Linked DNA regions of Homo sapiens: region 1 is linked to region 2. Evidence: chromatin contacts called from ENCODE Hi-C or POLR2A ChIA-PET data. All regions are on one chromosome and are shown on one strand. Each heading gives the region's core, a stretch centred on a gene start or an enhancer-like site at or near the end of the contact. The rest is flanking DNA. Distances are from core to core; before and after follow the strand shown.

Evidence for each region. Hi-C counts contacts between places; a loop is a spot of excess contacts on that map. ChIA-PET counts read pairs that join two places held with the same protein, here RNA polymerase II (POLR2A). Pooled maps may share reads with other maps.
Region 1: a loop to region 2 is called in a pooled map, with 2.4 times the contacts of the local background. The contact joins two enhancer-like sites. A Hi-C loop is called at or near these places in 1 of 168 maps with a recorded cell type or tissue (body of pancreas) and 6 of 50 pooled maps. POLR2A ChIA-PET finds 5 or more read pairs at or near these places in 3 of 52 experiments (A549, B cell and OCI-LY7).

The regions. Positions count from the first base shown.
Region 1 is chr12:31,635,130-31,637,829 of GRCh38, forward strand. The region is part of intron 1 of LOC124902913 (a long non-coding RNA gene); the gene reads right to left. Among named protein-coding and RNA genes, the nearest start is that of ETFBKMT, 23 kb to the right of the region's middle. Within about 2 kb of position 1,367, at least 4 of the 41 ENCODE cell types and tissues checked have a DNase peak (open chromatin) inside an H3K27ac peak, as active enhancers do; they include OCI-LY7, where a contact is called at or near this core.
Region 2 is chr12:32,300,929-32,303,628 of GRCh38, forward strand. All of the region lies in intron 3 of BICD1 (BICD cargo adaptor 1), which reads left to right. Among named protein-coding and RNA genes, the nearest start is that of FGD4, 97 kb to the right of the region's middle. Within about 2 kb of position 1,428, at least 4 of the 41 ENCODE cell types and tissues checked have a DNase peak (open chromatin) inside an H3K27ac peak, as active enhancers do; they include OCI-LY7, where a contact is called at or near this core.

The sequences.
Region 1 (2,700 bases), core at 117-2,616, 670 kb before region 2:
TCTGCCTCCCAGGTTCAAGCGATTCTCCTGCCTCAGCCTCCCGAGTAGCTGGGATTACAGGCTTCGTGCCACCCCGCCTGGCTGATTTTTGTATTTTTAGTAGAGATGGGGCTTCACCATGTTGGCCAGGCTGGTCTCAAACTCCTAACCTCAGGTGATCCACCCACCTCGGCCTCCCAAAGTGCTGGGATTACAGGCATGAGCCACCATGCCCAGCCTTTTAAATTTATTTTAAAAATAAACGTATTTCTTACAGTTCTGGAGGTTTGAAAGTCCACAGCTGTTGGGCTGCATCTGGTGAGGGCCTTCTTACCGCAGCATAACATGACAGAGAGCATGACAGGGCAAGAGGCCATTTTCTTGTCTGAGAGTTTGATTTAGTCTAGAATCTGACCCCATCTTGACATAAACACCACTGGCTCAGATAAATATTAAGTGCAACAGTTTACCTAATTTAGTTATTTATTTGTATTCTTTTATTTTTATTTTATTTATTGAGAGGGGTTTTGTCATGTTGCCCATGCTGGTCTTGAACTCCTGGACTCAAGCGATCCTCTCACTTTGGCCTCCCAAAGTGCTGCGATCATAGGCTTGAACTACCGCGTCCAGCTAGTTTATCTAATTTAAAGACATCAAAATCTAAAGTCAGATTCTTACTTAGATTTGGTGTTTCAGATTTCAAAGAGATGAGATGTCACCAGATAAAAACTACTAGGTGGTAACCAGGCGTGGTGGCTCACGCCGTAATCCCAGCACTTTGGGAGGCTGAGGCGGGCGGATCACGAGGTCAGGAGTTCAAGACCAGCCTGGCCAACATGGTGAAACCCCGTCTGTACTAAAAATACAAAAAAAATAGCTGGGCATGGTGGCAGGCACCTGTAATCCCAGCTACTCGGGAGGCTGAGGCAGGAGAATCATTTGAACCCAGTAGGTAGAGATTGTAGTCAGACGAGATCTCACCATTGCACCCCAGCCTGGGCGACAGGGTGAGACTCTATCTCAAAAAAAAAAAAAACAAAAAACGACCAGGTGGCTCACGCCTGTAATCCCAGCACTTCGAGAGGCCAAGGTGGACCGATTGCTTGAGCTCAGAAGTTCAAGATCAGCCTGGGCTACATAGTGAAACCCTGTCTCTAAAACAAACAAACAAACAAACAAACAAAAAACAAACAAACAAAGCTTAGCTGGGCGTGATGGCGCATGCCTTTAGCCCCAGCTACTCAAGAGGCTGAGGAGGGAGGATCACTTGAGCCTGGGAGGCAGAGGCTGCAGTGAGCTATGATCGTGCCACTGTACCCCAGCCTGGGTGAGAGAGTCCCTATCTCAAAAAAATAAAACCAAAAAACTACTGGGGCCACGTCAGAACTGAAAGAGTTCTGCAGGCCCTTCAGAGAAAGGAGAAGTGAGAGTCAATTAACCTCAAGATTACATTTAAAAGCATTTTCCTCTTTAGTATAGAGGTGTGTTAAAAAAAAAAAAAGCATTTATACGAGGTATGTGAGGTATGTTAGTGAAACAGCAAAAACCTAATTATATCCTAAATAACTGGCACGCTCTAGGTTACAAATAGCAATTTGTAAAAGACCCATTGAATGAACACATTAAACAGCAGGTTGCTTATTCCTTCTCAAACCGCACTAAAAAATTCCTCTCTCGCATGTGTAGGTCCCAGAGCCAGACAGTTATGAGATGATGGTGCCCCCTGGTGGCCAATGTGGGGAGCCACCCGGCCAGGCGTGCTTCCTGGCTTTGTGCCAGCCATGCCTTTATTCTTTGGTTGGTTGGTTGGTTGGTTGGTTAGTTGGTTGGTTGGTTGGCTGGTTGAGACAGAGTCTTGCTCTGTCGCCCAGGCTGGAGTGCAGTGGCGATTTCGGCTCACTGCAACCTCCGTCTCCGAGGTTCAAGCAATTCTCCTGCCTCAGCCTCCGGAGTAGGTAGGACTACAGGCGCCCACCATCAAGCCCGGCTAATTTTTGTATTTTTGGTAGAGACGAGGTTTCACCATATTGGCCAGGCTGGTCTTGAACTCCAGACTTCAAGTGATCCACCCGCCTCTGCCTCCCAAAGTGCTGGGATTACAGGCATGGGCCACCGTGCCCGGCCAGACCATGCCTTTACTTTTGCACATATGCACAGTATTTCTGAAAATCAAGTGAAAAAGTTGGATTTATATACTCTATGTGAGTTTACATGTTATGGGGATTTCCATTTCCAGAGAATTAAAATGGATAATCAAATGTTTAATTTCATTTCACAATTTTCAAATATTTCTTTCCTTCCCTCCCTCCTTCCTCTCTTTCTTTTTTCTTTCTCTTTCTTTCTTTCTTTCTTCTCTTCCTTTTTTTTTTTTCTTAGACAGAGTCTCACTCTGTCGCCCCAGCTGGAGCTCAGTGGTGCAATCTCGGCTCACTGCAACCTCTGCCTCTCAGGTTCAAGTGATTCTCCTGCCTCAGCCTCCTGAATAGCTGGGACTACAGGCCTGTGCCACCATGCCCAGCTAATTTTTGTATTTTTAGTAGAGACAGGGTTTCACTATGTTGGCCAGGCTGGTCTTGAACTTCTGACCTCAGGTGATCCACCCATCTCAGCCTCCCAGAGTGCTAGGATTACAGGCGTGAGCCACTGTGCCGGGGCAGCAGGCCTTTCTTGACTGCAGATTTTCTAATACATGAAAACAGCCACCAATTGCAAAAATATATT
Region 2 (2,700 bases), core at 178-2,677:
GCGCGAGTCACTGCGCCCGGCCCAACTTTACAGTATTTAAGCAGGCCTGAAAGAAACCATGACACAAGGAAACACACTGCTGTCTGAAGCAATTTCCAAGTTGCCTTTCTTATAACCACACTGAGGGCAATCCTTGCTTCTCCTTTCATAAGGAGGTAAAGGCCCTTCTGATTTCCATACTCCTTCATCCCAAGTCACCTGCAAAGCAGTAAATCATGTTGAGCATGCGTTTCTGGATTCCTCTCTTCCTCCACACTTCATCCTCAGTTTCCCCCTGCTTCCTGGCTAACAAATTGAGATTCCTATAATCAGAGAATGAACCTTTCATTTCACTACCAGAGATAAAGTAAAAAATGCATGTTTTTGCTTGAAGTAACAACCTAGTTGAAATGCAGTCAGTCAGCAAGTATAAAGGAAAGGTGACTGGATGCTTTAGTGTGGGAAAGGTTGTTTGCTCGGTGGAAAAGGTTGGAGAGAGTCAGTCACAGGGCAGGAGCAGTGAACTCAAATGACCACAAGCAGCTTATAAATAGCATTAAGTACAAGATGTAAACAAAAAGTAGAGGCCGAGTGCAGTGGCTCACGCCTGTAATCCCAGCACTTCGGGAGGCTGAGGTGGAAGGATTGCTTCGGTCCAGGAGTTTGAGACCAGCCTGGGCAACATGGTACAAAACCTTGTCTCTACAAAAAGAAAAAAAAAGCCAAGCATGGAGGTATGCGCCTGCAATCCCAGCTACCCAGGAGGCTGAGGTGGGAGGATTGATTGAGACTGGGAGATCAAGGCTGTAGTGAGCTGTGATCAAGCCACTGTACTCTAGCCTGGGCAACAGAGCAAGACCCTGTCACAAACAAACAAACAAAAGAAAAAGTAGATGGAAAAGGAACAGCCAGTGCTCACTTACAGGTGATTTTTGTGCTCTGTGAAGGTGGGCCCAGTGTTGCCTGAATTATTTATTTATTTTTATTTACTTATTTTTAGACGGAGTCTTGCTCTGTCGCCCAGGCTGGAGTGCAGTGGCGCGATCTCGGCTCACTGCAACCTCTGCTTCCTGGGTTCACGCCATTCTCCTGCCTCAGCCTTCTGAGTAGCTGGGACTACATGCACCTGCCACCACGCCCCACTAATTTTTTGTATTTTTAGTAGAGACGGGGTTTCACTGTGTTAGCTAGGATGGTCTTGATCTCCTGACCTCGTGATCCGCCCGCCTCAGCCTCCCAAAGTGCTGGGATTACAGGCGTGAGCCACTGAGCCCAGCCCGAACTTTTGATTTTTTTAAAAAAGAAATCAGAAGTTTTCAAATGTTTGTGAAATCATCAGTTTTCTAAATATTGGCAATCAATTCCAAAAGTTTTATAACGTGTTACAAGCCAAATAAAGCACATCTATAGGCTCGATGGTCTATGGGCACCCCTTGTGATCTCTGCTTTAAATCATTTGATGTCTGAATTGGTGGAAGGGACACGGGAGCACACACCAGCCTGGGGAGCCCACTAGAGTACAGAATGCAAACTACAGGGACACATGCCTTTGAGCAGGTAGTAGATAGCCAGGGCCTGTCAAGTTATTAGGTGTCCCAGGCCAGGTAATAACTCCTTGGAGTTGTGAAAAGTATATTTCATTTCCATGCCATCATGTTTGTAACATGCTATTTATAGTGCCCAGTTATCATTTTTCCCAAAGTGCAATTTTTCTCCCATGAAGTACTCATAATCTTAAGTAATGTAGTTGATATGTAACCCAGAAACTCCTACTTGATTAGAAGACAGTTATTGGTAGTATGCCATTGATAGATTTGTTAATTTTTTGTTATATTTATTCAAATGCATATTCATGGTAGAACAATTAGCACTTTCTAGTTTTCATTCTAAATAATGGATATTATAAATAATGGTCTCCAATATTGACTCTTTTGAGTAATTCTATCAGGGACATGTTGAAATTCCAATGACCATTTTTTTTTTTTTTTTTGCCTTAGAGGCATCTTTTGTACATAATGTATTTCTTTTTTTTTTTTTTTCCCTCAAGACAGGGCCTCACTCTGCCACCCAGATTGGAGTGCAGTGACACCATCAGGGCTCACTGCAGCCTTGACCTCCCTGGGCCCGAGTGATCCTCCCACCTCATCCTCCCGAATAGCTGGGACTATAGGTGCACGCCACCACACCTGGCTAATTTTCTTATTTTTTGTAGAGAGAGGGTTTCATTATGTTGCCCAGGCTGGTCTCAAACTCCTGTGCTCAAGCAATTCACCGAGATTACAGGCCTGAGATTACAGGTGCTGAGATTACAGGCCTGAGCCACCGTGCCCAGTCCTCATAATGCATTTCACACACCATAGTGTGGTGAGCACATTCTTTCACTGAAATAACACTATCCATATTCACATATACAACTGGCATTGTTAGAAACATCTGCTATACATATGTCTTTATGAGTTGCATCCTATTAGAGCACCACAGTGTTTCGGTGACCAGTGAGTGCTGGTTTACCATCAGCTTTCATTGTTCCCTTCTGACGGTGTATTTCTCAGTTTTTTCCTGGGCCCAGTGCTGCCCAGAGTAAAGGCTACATTCTTCACTCCTCCTCGCAGCCAAATGGCATAAGACTAGTACCAGCCAATGATATATAACAAGTGATGTGGGTAACTTTTAATGTCCTTAAAGGGAGACAGTGTGCTCCTTATTTTGTGCCACCGCTTA